4 separate regions of the Homo sapiens genome follow, and all the other regions are linked to region 3. A link is a loop called in an ENCODE intact Hi-C map of the cell type or tissue named here. Cell type or tissue: heart right ventricle. All regions are shown on one strand. Region 1 has its middle 35 kb from the start of CMTM6. Region 2 overlaps CMTM8 (CKLF like MARVEL transmembrane domain containing 8). Region 3 overlaps CMTM7 (CKLF like MARVEL transmembrane domain containing 7). Region 4 has its middle 60 kb from the start of CMTM8.

Region 1 (4,000 bases), 69 kb after region 3:
TAGATCTTGTAGGATGGAAAAATTGAAAGTGCCGTTTTCCGGCTATTTGGAACTACTGTCGAGTTTGTATTGGGGTCAAGCGGCATTGCAGAAGAAAATAAGGCATTTAGGTTTTAGGTCAGGAGTGAGTTGAAGAGGTTTTAAGTTCTTAAGAACACGGGCTAAGGGAGAAGAAGGAGGAATGGAAGGTGGAAGCTTGCCCATAGTGAAGGAGGCAAGCCCAGAGAAAGGAGAGTAGAGACACGGAGAAGGGGTGGGGGATTCTTACCCTCCAGAAAAGTGGAAAAGGGGTCAGGGCACGGAAAAAAGGGATGGGGCACAGAGATAAGAGGTTGGGGTTCTTGTCCCTCCTCCAGGAAAGTGGGACTTGCCTCAAAGGGTGAAGGACCAAGGCAGGCGTCCCTGCGTGGTCTGACACCTCTGAAACGTGGGTGAATAATCAGGCGTCCCTGCAATGATTAAACACCAAGGGAAGGCTGCCTTCCCAGTCCATGACCGGCGCCAGAGTTTTAGGTCCATAGATAAAACGTGTCTCCTTTGTCTCTACCAGAAAATGAAAAGAATTGAAATTAAGAGAAGGCAGAGATTGAAGTGTGGCATCAAGATTGAGAGGAGAAAGGTTGAGGAATAGTGAGGGAGGTTGGAGAAGAGAGTAAAAAGAGGCTGCTTACCTGATTTAAAATTGGTGAGATGTTCCTTGGGCTGGTGGGTCTGAGGACCTGAGGTCATAGGTGGATCTTTTTCACGGAGCAAAGAGCAGGAGGACAGGGGATTGATCTCCCAAGGGAGGTCCCCCGATCCGAGTCACAGCACCAAATTTCATGTGCGTCCGTGTGAAGAGACCACCAAACAGGCTTTGTGTGAGCAATAAAGCTTTTAATCACCTGGGTGCAGGCGGGCTGAGTCCGAAAAGGGAGTCAGCGAAGGAAGATGGGGTGGGGCCGTTTTATAAGATTTGGGTAGGTAAAGGAAAATTACAGTCAAAGGGGGGTTCTCTGGCGGGCAGGAGTGGGGGTCACAAGGTGCTCAGTAGGGGAGCTTTTGAGCCAGGATGAGCCAGGAGAAGGAATTTCTCAAGATAATATCATCAGTTAAGGCAGGAACAGGCCATTTTCACTTCTTTTGTGGTGGAATGTCATCAGTTAAGGCAGGAACTGGCCATCTGGATGTGTACGTGCAGGTCACAGGGGATATGATGGCTTAGCTTGGGCTTAGAGGCCTGACAGAAACCACTGACATAAAGGGAGATGCCAGGAACCACTGGGCACCAGGTGGATGGAAAGGGCCCAGGTTGGAGGAGGGCTGGGGAGACAACTGGTGGACTGTTTGGGTTTTATTGCCATATTCTGTGTACATAAAAAACAACATAGGCCGGGTGCGGTGGCTCACGCCTGTAATCTCAGCACTTTGGGAGGCTGAAGCGGGCAGATCACCTGAGGTCGGGAGTTCAAGACCTCAAGACCAGCCTGACCAACATGGTGAAACCCTGTCTCTACTAAAAATACAAAATTAGCTGGGCGTGGTAGTGCATGCCTGTAATCCCAGCTACTCGGGAGGCTGAGGCAGGAGAATCACTTGAACCCAGGAGGCGGAGAGGTTGTGATGAGGCGAGATTGCACCATTGCACTCCAGCCTGGGCAAAAAGAGCGAAACTCCTTCTCAAAAAAATAAAATAAAAATAAAATAAAAAATACTCCACGTAGAGTTATGCAAAAAAGGAAATGTTACCACAGCATGAAGTGTGCCGCTTGGCTCAGTTGTGAATAGTGATAACAGCCAGAATAATGGTCACGCGGAATACTGATTTAACCGAAACTGTGACAAACCTCATCAGCCGGGCAGGGATGCGTGTGGAGCGAGCCGCTGGCCAAGTGCTGCCAGATGCCCCAAGTGACCCAGAGAAATGGTCATCTGGATTTCCACGCTAAACATTTCCCGATTTTTAAATGCTGCCAAGTATCTTTTCAAAGATACACTTCAGGCCAAACACACCTGCTGGGGGCTAGCTGAAGCAGCCAGCCCCAGTTTGCGATCCTGCCCAGGAGGGCCCTCAAGCGCTTGCCCCAGGGTCTTGGCAGTTCTCCGGAAAGTCGGGGCCCCGCCGGTCTGGCAGATGCTTCCTAGCGAACCCAGGGGCAGCGCGCTGGGCGGAGGCCCTCCCTGGGGAGCCCCCGGGGTCCCCGGCCAACAGCTGTGCCTGCTGCCACACCTCCCAGCTGGACACAGCTCTCCTGTAGCGAAAACAAAACCCACCAAGCAGGTGGCTGCAGGAGCCCGCGCGCAACGCGCCCGCTCCTGGCCGCGCACGCCCCCTGGCGGCCATCGGGAAGCATCGCCGCCGCGTTCCTTGGGGAGAGCCACGCCTCTGGGAAAGCTAAGAACTGTTCACATTAGAAGCATCCACTTGCACGGTTTTTTTGTTGCTGTTTTTTGGGGGGTTTTGTTGTTGTTGTTTTGTGGGTTTCTTTTTCTTTTTGAGACAGAGTCTAACTCTGTCACCCAGGCTGGAGTCCAGTGGCGGCACGATCTCGGCTCACTGCAACCTCCAACTCCCAGGTTCAAGCAATTCTCTTGCCTCAGCCTACCCAGTAGCTGGGATTACAGGCGCCCACCGCCACGCCCGGCTAATTTTTGTATTTTAGTAGAGACGGGGTTTCACCATGTTGGCCAGGCTGGTCTCAAACTCCTGACCTCATGATCCGCCCACCTCGGCCTCTCAAAGTGCTAGGATTACAGGCGTGAGCCACCGCGCCCGGCCTGCACGTTTTATTTGAACCTCAGGTACACAGATTAATCATCATCCTGAGTTCATAACACTCTTACACTCTAATCATGGTCCATGCATGGCCTCCTTCCTCCCTCCTTCCCTATTTTTTGTTTATAGTCAGCACTGAAGCTAGTCGTGACAACCTGCATTCAACTGTAACAATATGCTTCTTCAGTTCATCACCCTCCCATCTTTTTCCTCCCAAGGTAACCTCCCAAATCCCCCATTGATCACGGGCTTGCATTTCTTGTAATCTTGGTAGTTTATAATTAAATGGAAAAGATACCACACTGTATGTAATCTTTCAGGACTTTATTCACTTACCATTATGCAACATGTTACATCCTCTTGGCCTCACCTATCCCTTGATCCAGCCACCACTGCAGTGCTAGCCCTGCAAGGCCTACGACCATGTCATGCCAGCATAACCTGATAGCTGTGATTTGGGCCTTCAACTGTCACCTTGGCGCTTTCCTGTGGACACTGCCATGGGACCTGCTCAGCGGCCACACAGTGCAACTTGCAAGTGCTGCAGGGGAATTCACTCCCTGTGAGGTAACACTGACCAATGGGACACAGGAACCAGTGCGTGCATTCTTCCTCCTCCTCTCCTGGACCAGACCACCCTGAGGCACATTTTACACAGCTTCTCAGAGGACAGTCCTGTGGAATCGAGCAACCAATCACACAGTGGTGGCTAACTCAGTAATATCCTCATATTGGCTCACTCTCCTTCCCTGGTTCACTCATGATGATGGCTCAGCGGGCCACGTGGATACAAGCTGAAAATGTGTGCTGGCTGCACTAATAGTGTTATTTCAGGGGTAGCCTTGAAAGACAGCAGTGAAAGGAAACACTCCCAATGGGCAAAGCTCTGGGCAGTGCATCTGATCATCCGCTGGAAAGAAAATATACAGACTCAGGGAGTGGTGAACGGCTTGGCTGATTGGCCAGGGGACTGGAAAGAGAAAGACCGCAAGGCCCCAGAGGGATGAGTGAGACAAAACGAGTCTTCAGCCACTAAACTTCTCAAACAAGCAAGTCATTTGAACAAGAGGTGGATTTCTTACAAAATGCAAACTCTGAGTAATGAGGCCACTGCATATCAGAAAAAAAGCCCAGAAAAAAACCTGCATAATACATGTTATGACTGAAAGCCAGGTATGGATGGAATGAAAGGGACAGGCAGAGCTGGACTAGCTAGGGGGCTGTAAGGGTGCTCAGAACAGCAGA
Region 2 (4,000 bases), 100 kb before region 3:
AGACAGGAGAATTGTTTGAATCCAGGAGGCGGAGGTTGCAGTAAGCCAAGATTGCAACACTGTGTTCCAGCCTGGGCAATAAAGCGAGACTCCATCTCAAAAAAAAAAAAAAAAAAAAAAACAAAACAAAACAGCGGAAAGAGAAAATCCCTGTCTTTGTGGAGCTTGCATTCAATTAGGGTGATAGACACCCAATGAATAGAAGTAAATGATTCAGTAGTAAGCATAGATCCAACTATTGTATATCATTTTGTTAAGTTGAGGAACTGTAAGTTCCTTGGGGGCAGGAAGGATGACTGCCCTTCATGGAACCTCTTCAGAGCCTAGTATGATGGAGGAAACCCATACCCACATCTATTAATGTCTCCCCTCTGCTTAAACCCCTAGCAGCTCCTCATGGCCTCCGGGCTATGGTTCAGACTCCTTTCCTGGACTGCAAGGCCCTGTGTGATCCGGGGCCTGCCTTTCTATCTGGCTTTGTTTGTTGCCTGGATATCTATCCACCCTACGTTCCAGCTCCACTGGACCTCCAGTTCCTAAAATGTTCCATGCTGTCTCATCTCTGCTTTATTCTACCTGTTATTCCACTTGCCTGTAATGGTTTCCATGCCCACCTCACCTGGCTAATATCTATATATCCTTTAAATCCTTTTGTTCTGTCTTGGATGTCACTGTCTTCAGGAAACCATCCTTGATTTTCCCACCTCTCAGTCTGTGTTGTGTGCCCCTCCAGCTCTGTGCTCAGTAACAATCAGGACTTCTTTGCTTCAGCCTTTTATTTTTTATTTTTTTTTAAATAAAGATGAGGTCTCACTATGTTGCCCAGGCTGGTCTTGAATTCCTGAGCTCAAGTGATCCTCCCACCTCGGCCTCCCAAAGTGCTGGGATTACAGGCATGAGCTACCACACCTGACCCAGACTTCTACAGCATTATAGGGTAATTGCTGGTTTACTTGTCTGAATCTCCCTAATTGTTCAGCCCCCTCCGGAGTAGGCTTGTCTCTCCCATCTGGTGGTATGTATCTGCAATGAGTACCTGGCACAATGAGTTATGGCTAGACAGATGGATAGTTGAAGCGTAGAATAGGAAGTGGATACATGTTCTGACTTGGCTCTCCTCACTGGGGCCAGCCCAGTCGGAACCTGTTTTCCTTTGTAGGAATCTTGTTTCCCTTTGCCACTCCCTTGAGGCAAGCAACAGGTCCTGCTTCTGGTCCATCACAGGTCTGATGACCCTGGAATGATCACTTACCATTCTGGGGCATTTATTAAATGACCCACTGGGGCTGCAGGATTGCTTAAGTGCAAGAGCTCTGTTGATGTATTCCACAGGAATGGCACCCCTTAGGGTTGTGTAATGTGCCCATGTTGCATTAGATGTTCCATCCAGATCTGAGGTTCCATGGGTGGGGGCCTCCTGCCTCTCTCACCCAGGTTTTCCTCGGGAAGAGCAGTGCCTAATTAAAACCACAAAGGGAAAAACCAGGGCGGCAGACTGTGTGTTATTGTGGCTGATGATGCTTGACATGGCCAGTAGAGGGCAGCAGAGCCGTCCACCATGACCTCCACATTTTCGTTATTGTAAATAAGGGATCCTGAGGATGCCTTCTCCACTCCCTCCCCGTGTGTTTGCTCTCATAGGATGGTTGTTTTTCTGGAAGGTTTGTGGTCTAGCCATTGAACAGAGAGAAAAACATCCCCTTAGGATGTGTTGATGCAAAAAGATGATTTTAGAAAAATTGCCCTCTGGGTTCAAAGAAAGATTACATCATTTCCTCACCTTGAATGTACACAGTCTAGGGATATCTAAACTTTATTTTTTTAATTTATTTATTTTTGAGATGGAGTTTCACTCTTGTTGCCCAGGCTGGAGTGCAGTGGTACAATCTCGGCTCACTGCAACCTCCACCTCCTGGGTTCAAGTGATTCTCCTGCCTCAGCCTCCCAAGTAGCTGGGATTACAGGCGCCCGCCACTGCACCCAGCTAATTTTTGCATTTTTTAGTAGAGGTGGGGTTTCACCATGTTAGCCAGGTTGGTCTCCAACTCCTGACCTCAGGTGATCCACCCACCTATGCCTCCCGAAGTGTTGGGATTACAGGCGTGAGCCACCGTGCCTGGCCTGTACCTAAACTTTTGATGAGGCTATTCTTATCTGTGAACCAACATTTGTGACTAAAGCTCACCTTGGGGAATACAGTGGTAACCTTGCACAGAGAATGCTGTGGCTAGCAGCAGCCCCGTCTGGGGTGGCGCAGACACTCCAGGCTGCTTTGTCTGTCTGAAATCCCAGCAGTGTCATCACAGCATCTTGTGCAAAACATTGATGGTGAAAGATAACAATTTCTTCTATTGCTCACCAGCCTCATTTGGAAAGTTAATTACCAGCTTGTGGAAGTTAAGGAAAGACAAGTTCTTAAACTCAGGGGGATTTGGCATTTTAAAATACAGGTCTGTGGGTGGGAAAATAAGGTTTGTGTGTGGGAAGGATTTGGGAAAATGGACTGAGTGTTAATTTAAGGACTTGAAGTGTTTATGAGGGAACCCTGGATAAGAATAACATTTTAAAAATTGGAGATGATGAGAAACTCAAGCACCAAGGTAAAGAAGTCTGGCTTGTGTTCTTCAACTGGTTTCATGGTCATCAGCAGCAGCCATTGCTCAGAACTCCAACAAAAGCTCTCTAATCTCTTAACTAAAAACTTTTTTTTTTTTTTTGGTTGGGGGTGGGGGGCAGTGGCTGGAGTCTCGTTCTGTCGCTGAGGCTGGAGTGCAGTGGCACAATCTGGGCTCACTGCAACCTCTGCCTCCCAGGTTCAAGCAATTCTATCTCAGCCTCCCCAGTAGCTGGGACTACAGGCTCCCACCACCATGCCCAGCTAATTTTTGCATTTTTGGTAGAGACAGGTTTTGCCATGTTGGCCAGGCTGGTCTCAAACTCCTGATCTCAAGCAATCCACCCGCATTGGCCTCCCTAAGTGCTGGGATTACAGGCGTGAGCCATCACGTCCAGCCCCTAATTAAAAACTCTATATAAATATTTGAGGATCTAAAATACAGAGATACTATAAACATACCCCCCTTTTTTTTTTTTTTTTTTTACTTTCTGAAATCTTTCATTCTCTTTAAAAAATTTCAGAATGAGCACTCTTGGTCTCTTTCCAGGGCGATCCTTGCTAGATATTTTTCTTATATCCAGCTTCTGCTAATTAAATTGAAACAATCCTGACTTCATATTTCACTTGCTCTCCTATCATTCGGCTCCTTATCAGATTGCTGCTTTTTAAAAAAAATTTTGAGACAGGGTTTCACTCTGTCACCCAGGCTGGAGTGCAGTGGTGCGATCTCAGCTCACTGCAGCCTTCTCCTGAGCTCCAGCAATCCTCCCACCTCAGCTTCCCAAGCAGCTGGGACTAGGGGCATGCGCCACCACACCCAGCTAATATATATATATATATACACGTGTGTATGTGTATATATATGTGTGTGTGTATATACACACACACATATATATACACACACATACATATATATACACACATACACACACACACACATACACACACACATATATATATATATATGTATATATATATATATTTTTTTTTTTTTAGAGACAGGGGTCCAGGCTATGTTGCCCAAGCCGCTCTTGGACTTCTGGGCTCAAATGATCCTCCCACCTCAGCCTCCCAAACAGTTGGGATTATAGACACGAAACACTGTGCCCCGCTCAGATTGCTGCTTCAAATCCCTCTTGGGATCACACCTCAAAGAGTCCTGACGTATTTTCATAGAAAACAGCCCATGGGCCTAGAGCCTGTATTATCATACAGTGTAAGGTGAGAAAATTTCAAGGCACGATTTCCAAATGTTAATTTTTCTTCCTTCTACTCCTTCCTTTTGGAGAAGAATTTAAAAGGGACCATTGGTTTGAATCAATGAAAATATTGGCTTAGGTTACTCTGTATTTTGTAAACTTGTTGAAGTACTTGGTTTAACCA
Region 3 (4,000 bases):
AGTGTCCCCTGCAGGAGTCACAAAAGCTGGGCTGAAAGGCATCCCCTGAGTGCCTGAAGGGTCTGAGCTGAAAGGGATGCCCTGGGGTCTGAAGGGGTCTAGATATCCTTGCTGTGGGATTAAGGAGACCCCAGGATGGGGCTTGTGGCCCTACCAACACGTCCTATCTATTTGTTCATTCAGCAGACATTTATAACTGCCACATTCATCTCCATTTGTGCAGAATCAGATGACTGTGACAAAGTTCTTGCCCTCAAGTAATCTGTGGTTCAGCTTGTCATGGGAAGAGGGGTCTTGTCCCAGACCCCAAGAGACAGTTCTTGGATCTCGTGCAGAAAAAACTTCAGGGCAAGTTGTAGAGTATAGTGAAGTCAAAGTAGTTTACTAGACGCCACTCAATTACAGAGTAGAGACTCTTCAGAAAGCAAGAGGAGGAACGCACCCATTGCAAATACAATGCTTGCTTATATAGGTTATTAAAAATAGTGTACTTTATTACAAAAGCTTGCGATCAGCTTGTGACAAGCTATTAATATTGTTACTTTCCTATGTGATTATTGATTTTAGCAAGAACTTATGAGTGTACCATTATTTTAAAAGCAGAACCTATTCTTAAACTAAGAATACTTTTTCTTCTTGAAGAACTGGGACATTTCCGTAAGTTCTGGGTCTTTATTTAGTTAGTTAATATTATTAACTCGGGCCGGGTGTGGTGGCTCACGCCTGTAATCCCAGCACTTTGGGAGGCTGAGGTGGGCGGATCACGAGGTCAGGAGATCGAGACCATCCTGGCTAACATGGTGAAACCCCATCTCTACTAAAAATACAAAATATTAGCCAGGCGTGGTGGCACACGCCTGTAGTCCCAGCTACTCGGGAGGCTGAGGCAGGGGAATCTCTTGAACCCGGGAGGCAGAGGTTGCGGTGAGCCGAGATCGCAGCATTGCACTCCAGCCTGGCAACAAAGTGAGACTCTGTCTCAAAAAAAAAAAAAAATTATTAACTCATTCCCTCAACCATAAACATCATGTGACCAAGACTGCCCAACCCCCTGGGAATGTAATCCAGCAGATTTGGCTTTCTCTCGGCCTTTATTCAAGATGGAGTCACTCTGGTTAGGATGCCTCTGACAAGCTGAGGGGATGAACAAGTACCAAAATTGGCTGCTCAGGAAGGTAAACGTTCTGATAGTTGCCCACCTTATGGAAGAGGATCAGAGGGCAAAGGTGATATTTAAATTGCATCTTGACAGATGAGTGTAAGTTTTCAGGTTGGGAGTGGCTCATTTACCCCTTTGGTGCCTTTATTCAATATATGTTTAAGTTAGAGATAAGTGGTATGTTAGGGTTGGGAAGGAAAAAGATGTAGCAAGAAATGAGCCAGAATTGGGGTAATTATCTTAATCTTCCCACCCCAGACATTTAGAAATGGGTGCCATCTTATCCACTGAGCATCTGCTATGCTGTTAATCTTACGCTATGTGAAATACAGCTATTAACAGGATAGACTCTTTCTGCCTGTGCAGAAAAACAGACTGTGACGTTTACATAACCATAACATGGACAGAGAATCAGAATGTATTTCACAAGCGGCAATGATGGAAATCTAAATATCTTCTGGGAGGTTCATTTATTTATTTGGCAAATATTTGTTGATCACCTACTGTGATCAGCTAACTAGTAGGTGATCACGACTGTGTGCTAGGGAACTGTGGAAAGAAGACAGATGAGCCCCTGCCTCTTTATACTCAAATAGAGAAAATAAACATTAATCAAAATGGTTATGAATATGTAATTACAAACAGGTTCGAAATTATGAAGGAGAAGTACTCAGTGGTATAGAGCATATACTAGGGAGTGTGACCTTTTGGGGATTAGGAAGGGTGTTTCTGAGGAAGGGACATCTGATGTGAGCATGAGGAAATTGCATCACAAGCAGAAGAAAGAGCGTTGGCCGGCGCAGTGGCTCATGCCTGTAATCTCAGCAGTTTGGGAGGCCGAGGCGGGCGGATGGCTTGAGCCCAGGAGTTTGAGACCATCCTGGGCAACATGGTGAAACCCGGTCTCTACAAAAAAATACAAAAATTAGATGGGTGTGGTAGCACGTGCCTGTAGTCCCAGCTACTCGGGAGGTTGAGATGGGAGGATCTCTTGGAGGTCTAGGCTGCAGTGAGTGGTGATCGCCACGGCACTCCATACAGCCTAGGTGACAGAACAAGACCCTGTCCTCCCATCCCCCCAAAAAGAAAAGAAAGAGCACGGACCCTGGCTGTTAGTGGAGGGAGGAGTATCTCTAGGGCTGGAGGGGAGAGAACAGGGTGGGAGTATTGGGGATGAGACTGGAGGTATGCAGGGACCAGACTCCAGGGTCTGCCAAATCTTGGTGAATATATAGTCCTTAGTCTAAGAAAAATCAGCAAAGCATCATATCAACTCACCATTCATGAGGTGACTCTTAACTAGGGGCTGTACCGCCCCCTAGGGGTTATTTTGGAATTTTATGGAACCTTTTGTTTTTTTTTTTTTTTGGTTGTCACAGGGATTAGGGTTATATTACATATACATCTTATTCATTTCAGAATAGTAATGCAAACTGGAATTTTGACAGTGCAATTTTGACAGTGCAAAATACTTTATATCCTAAAAGGATGTTTTGTCTGAAATAAGATTGAAGGAGCCTTCCCAGACTGGGTGCTGGGGGGAGTACACTAAGGTTTCTTGGCAGGAGAGCGGGTCCTGGAGACCCTCTAAGAGGCCTGGGCAATTCCAGGCTTCACTTTGAGAATTCACAGGTTAGGTGCCAAGTGGAATTCAGCTGTGGGGGATGTCAGCCTCTGGTCTAGCTGTGAATAGACCTGTTAGCACAGAATAGCCCAGCATCATCCAGAAGGGCCCATCCCTTTATGTTCTGCTTTAGATGTGTATGGCGGAGGGCGAGGAGGGGGTCTAGTTTGGTTCCCAAGTGCAGTCTGCACACCCATGTCCTACTTCCTGGAAGTTGGAGAGTAAAAAGCAGCAAAGAACCTCACTGCCAAGATTCTTTGACCTCAGCCCATTCCTGACAAGAAACTACTGTCAGTGACCAAACAAATGCAAAAATAAAATATAATAAAATAAGTTATTGGCTTTATTCCTAACAAAAGTAATACTTGTTCATTGTGGAAACTTTGGGGAGCACAAGAAGAAAATAGACTCACCCACTCCCTCTTCCCCAAGATTAAAAAGTAAAACTAAAGTATTTTATAGTAGATACACATAATTTTGGTGGTGGTTTGTTTTTCTTTTTTAATTGAGACAGAGTCTCAGTTGCCCAGGTTGGAGTGCAGTGGTGCGGTTTCAGCTCACTGCAACCTCTGCCTCCCAGGACCAAGCGATTTTCCTGCCTTAGCCTCCCAAGTAGCTGGGATTACAGCCATGTGCCACCACACCCGGCTAATTTTTGTATTTTTAGTAGAGACGGGGTTTCTCCATGTTGGCCAGGCTGGTCTCAAACCCCTGACCTCAGGTGATCCACCTGCCTTGGCCTCGCAAAGTGCTAGGATTACAGGCGGGAGCCACCTTGCCCGGCTGGTGGTGTTTTTCTTTAAACAAAACTAGGATGATTCTATACATATTTTGTAAATGCTTTTCTTTTTTTTTCTTCTTCTTCTTTTTTTTTTTTTTTTGAGGTGGAGTCTCACTCTGTTGCCCAGGCTGGAGTGCAGTGGCGCGGGCTCACTGCAACCTCCACCTCCCGGGTTCAAGTGATTCCCCTGCCTTAGCCTCCCGAGTAGCTGGGACTACAGATATGTGCCACCATGCCCAGCTAATTATTGTATTTTTAGTAGAGACGGGGTTTCACCGTGTTAGCCAGGATGGTCTTAATCTCCTGACTTCGTGATCCACCTGCCTCGGCCTCCCAAAGTGCTGGGATTACAGGTGTGACCCACCATGCCTGGCTGTAAATGCTTTTCTTGCTGTTTGTTTAGTATGTGGTGCATTTTGTTCGTCTGCAGTTTGGT
Region 4 (4,000 bases), 220 kb before region 3:
AGGAGGCAGTTTCAGCAAGGAGAGTGGTAGGAAAGATAAAACCTCTTTGCATCCTAATCTTTCTGGTTTGCTTGTCTGTTATCTTTGGAGACAGCATAATTTTCACTAGGATGCTGTGTAATCATGAAGCTAATGAAATGTAAGCTTCAAGACCCTCACTTGTGTAAATCCTTTCTAAGGCCCTGTACCAAACTTTGTTTTCATAGATTTTTATTTTTCTTAAAGTCATAACCCCCTAAAACTAGTCCATCTCTAGTTTCAGAACTTTGGAGTCAGGTGGGGGTTCAAATTTTAGACCTGTGTGAACTTGGGGAGCTAACTTCCCCCTAGGCCTTAATTTTCTTTTCTGTAAATAGTATCTTTTATCTTGGGTTTCTTGAGAAGTCAGAAAACATGTCATTTGCTTTTCCCAATTCCCTGAACATATTAGGGGACTTCATGATGGAAAGAACCCAGAGAGAAAATGACAAATCCATATTTGGATGGAATTGCTTGGGACCTTTGTGGGGAGATGTGCAGGAAGCAAGAGGACACTCTGGACAACAGATCAAAAGGGGATGAGGAGCAGAGATGTTGGGTGAGGCCAGTGTCCAGGCAGTTACTGAAGCCAGAGTTGGGTGAAGGAAGTATCTGTGTGGCAGGAAGGAAGAAGCGGGAGTCTAAGCCCAGCACAGTGTCCAGGGTGAGGCCTGAACTTCAGAAGTTCACATTTCATTTCTTGCGGGTAATTTATGAATCTTGCATCCCATTGCTCAGGACTTACTCATTCAGGACTCTGTTCTCATTGATCCTGCCGTCCTAAGTGTGACAACCGTTTGAAATTAATTATTGCAATACCCAGGATAATCACTTGAGGGCAGCACTGCGCAAGGGTTATTCAACCAACAACGTTCATTTAACAGATACTTATTGAGGACATGTCGTGTGCTAAGCAAAGTTGTAACTAGGGTCAAGGAAAGCTTTCCTGAGGAAGTGACCCTCGACCCATGTAGCAGGATGGGGTGGAATTAAATAGGGAAGGAAGAGGTGTTCCAGGTAAAGGTAGCAGCATGTGCTAAGGCTCTGTGATGGCAGAAAGCCTGGGAGTGGGGGAAGAAGGGACAGTGCCGTGGTAGCTGGAAAAGTGAGTGGGATGTGGATGCAGATCGGGATTACAGCTCAGTTTCTGGAGCCTATTAACATTTTCTGAGCGGTTACTATGTGTCGGGCCCTTTCCTATAACTTATTTCAGGGAAGGTGGTAATAGTCCCATTTTACAAAGGCACAGAGGTATGGCTACCACCAGTCTTTCTTCAAGGCACCTCTCCTTCCCAGAGCATCCTTGTCTCCACTGGACACTTAGTCCTACCTTTCCTTCAACACATGGGTCAATTGTGGCTTCAAGTTGAATATCTTACTGATCATTTTGTGCATACAACGTGTTCTGGTGACTGGGCAGTTCTCCCTAAGCCAGAGGTTCTACTGATACTGTGTGTCCTCAGTATCTAGCCCACAGATGACCACTAGGGGATGCTCTGTTCCAGTTGGTTCCTGTCTGGAAATAGGCACATGACATGGCGATTTGGCAGAACAAATGACATAGTGATGTAGTAGATCTTGGCTCCACTTCATCCCTCCCTGAATCCATGCATTTTGCCACAAGACTTTACAGGCTTTACAGACACGGTATATCTCCCAGGCCCTCAAATCTGGCTTTGCTCTTGTGACTTGCTTTGCCAATGCAGTGTGGCAGGAGTGATGGTGTGCCAGATGCAAGCAATATATATATTTATCAACTCGACTTTCTCCTATACTTTTGCTCTATTTAGTCTCATTTTGAAGGAGATAAAATATGAATTCTATTTTAAATATTTTTATTGCATACAATAGCTCAAATTCATTTCTTTTTATCTGCTGTCTTACTTTCCATTATATGAATAAATCCCATTCTAGTTATTCATTTCCCTATTGATGGGATTTAGGTTGTTTGAAGGTTCTCTTTTTTTTTTTACTAATAAAGAAACAAAATGGGAAATATTTCTGTGCATGCCTCTTGTGTACCTAAGTGAGACTTTCTCATGGGTATATACTAGGAAGCCATGGGATACTCACATCTTCAAATTTACTAAAATATTACTAAATTGCTTTTCAAAGAACTTGGACCAATCTATTCTCCCACCATTATTAGTATAGAAGAATTCTCATTTCTCCACATTTGGCATCACCTGGTGTTGCCATACTAATTTGTGTAGGTTTTTGCCAATCTGATAGGTCTGAAATGGTATCTGGTTGATATTTTAATGTTCATTTCCCTGATTTCCAAAGATGTTGAGCTTCTTTCCTTGTGTTCGTTGGCCTTCCAATTTCCTTTTGTGAGTTGACTGTGCATTTCCTCTGTTTTCCTTTTCTTTTCTTCTTCCTTTTTTTTTTTTTTTTGAGTTGACTTGCTCCTGAAAGTCTGTCCTTACATAATCTTAATATTTTATATTATATATAATGTATGCTTGTATATTATATAAAGATAATATATTAAAGACTATAATATAGTATATGCAATACATTTAAAATATATATCCTTTGTATATTTGGTTGCTTATATGCACTGCAAAGATCTTCCAGTATTTTATAACAGTTTTATTGAGATGTAGTTCATATATCATACAATTCAACCATTGAAAGTGTACGATGGGTTTTTGTTACAATTTTAGAACATTTTCACCAACTTGAAAAAAAAAAACCTTCACCTTTTGGCTATCATTTCCCTATTCCCCCATCCCCAACCCTAAGCAACCACCAACCTACCTTCTGTCTCTATCAATTTGCCTATTCTGGACATATAAATGGAATCATATAATATGTGGTCTATTGTGACTGGCTTCTTTCATTTAGCCTAATTTTTCAAGGTTTATCCATGTTGTAGTATGTATCAGAACTCCATTCCTTTTTATGACCAAATAATATTCCATCGTAGGGATATGCTACATTGTTTTCCCATTCATCAGTTGAAGTAATGTTTACTGAAAAATGTAACTGAAATTCAAAACTGTTTTTAATAGCATCTGATTTCTACTCATCTGATCTGATTGCTTACCCCTGACCTCTCCTCACACATAAATAAAGTTGGTTTTGTTTGTTTTGTTTTGTTTTTACCATGATGATCAAAAAGTTTCTGACTGGCTTTGAACTGTACTTCATTGGTGAAAATCCTCCATTCCAATCCCTATAATTAAAGAGGTAGGCCTGGGGACCCTTGTTATCCTGTGTGGCCTGGGATCAAGAGCATCAGCATCACCTGAAGCTCGTTAGAAACTCACTCTCGTCTCGCAGACCTGTCTGGATTAGACTCTGAACTTGAAGGAGATCCCCAGGTGAGTCCTGTGCCCATTTGCTTTGACAAGCTCCGCCCTGGACCACTCTTTCTCACCCGGGTGAGTGTTGAAATCACCTGGAAGCCTTTGGGAACAATGCCAAGGACCTGCCCGCCTTTCCGAGATTCTGATTTCACTGCTCTAGAGTGGGTCCCAGACTTAGAGTGTCTCCAGAGCTCCCACGGGATCCCACTGAACAGCCAGACCTGATGCAGAGATCTTTGAGGAGCAATCCCAACTTTTTTCTGTAAACCACTTTCATTTAGGGATGTTTAGTCTACATGATTTAAGCCACCAAATTTGCAATTCTGTTAAGCAAAACTGACTGGTTCTCGGTGAAGGAGCTGCAGGCCCCTTTTTAAAGGGACTGGAGTATGACGGCCAGTACACCTTATGAGTGGGTGTCAAGGCTCTGTTGACAAAGATGGTTTGTGTTTCTAAGAAAACACAGCTGAAGCCCTGTGAAGGGTAGGTTGCCAAGGATGTGCTAGTTTTTCTTGGTTCATTTTCAGTTCTCCGTTTACAAATTTGCTCTGCAAATTTGGAATGGCTACTACTTTAAGCAGCGTTTACCCAAAAGTGACTTCTTCCTTACTCCTGCCAACAGAGTAAATACAATAAGAATGGACATCTTGGGTAGACATCAGGATGTC

What was found. Hi-C counts contacts between places; a loop is a spot of excess contacts. Peaks named below come from ENCODE experiments on the same cell type or tissue, not always from the same donor. Only the 100,000 strongest peaks of a DNase experiment are listed, where the experiment ranks them.
Region 1: a loop joins it to region 3, with 3 times the contacts of the local background. A loop is called at or near these places in 42 of 110 quality-filtered maps.
Region 2: a loop joins it to region 3, with 4 times the contacts of the local background. A loop is called at or near these places in 37 of 110 quality-filtered maps.
Region 4: it touches region 3 in a loop (4-fold over the local background); 33 of 110 quality-filtered maps call a loop at or near these places.

Annotation. Positions count from the first base shown.
Region 1 is chr3:32,465,691-32,469,690 of GRCh38, forward strand. No RefSeq gene overlaps it. Among named protein-coding and RNA genes, the nearest start is that of CMTM6, 35 kb to the right of the region's middle. RefSeq lists silencers at 1,997-2,066, 2,657-2,766. In heart right ventricle, a CTCF peak has its summit at 2,310 (motif pointing left); DNase peaks (open chromatin) are centred at 1,373 and 2,321; H3K4me3 peaks cover 829 bases; H3K27ac peaks cover 254 bases.
Region 2 is chr3:32,295,358-32,299,357 of GRCh38, forward strand. All of the region lies in intron 1 of CMTM8 (CKLF like MARVEL transmembrane domain containing 8), which reads left to right. Among named protein-coding and RNA genes, the nearest start is that of CMTM8, 59 kb to the left of the region's middle. In heart right ventricle, CTCF peaks have their summits at 1,539 (motif pointing right) and 1,754; a DNase peak (open chromatin) is centred at 1,544.
Region 3 is chr3:32,396,752-32,400,751 of GRCh38, forward strand. The region is part of intron 1 of CMTM7 (CKLF like MARVEL transmembrane domain containing 7); the gene reads left to right. Among named protein-coding and RNA genes, the nearest start is that of CMTM7, 6.9 kb to the left of the region's middle. In heart right ventricle, CTCF peaks have their summits at 2,460 (motif pointing left) and 2,660; a DNase peak (open chromatin) is centred at 1,973; H3K27ac peaks cover 2,417 bases.
Region 4 is chr3:32,176,570-32,180,569 of GRCh38, forward strand. No RefSeq gene overlaps it. Among named protein-coding and RNA genes, the nearest start is that of CMTM8, 60 kb to the right of the region's middle. RefSeq lists enhancers at 1,219-1,388, 1,694-1,863 and a cis regulatory region at 1,304. In heart right ventricle, CTCF peaks have their summits at 845 (motif pointing right) and 1,513 (motif pointing right); a DNase peak (open chromatin) is centred at 1,512.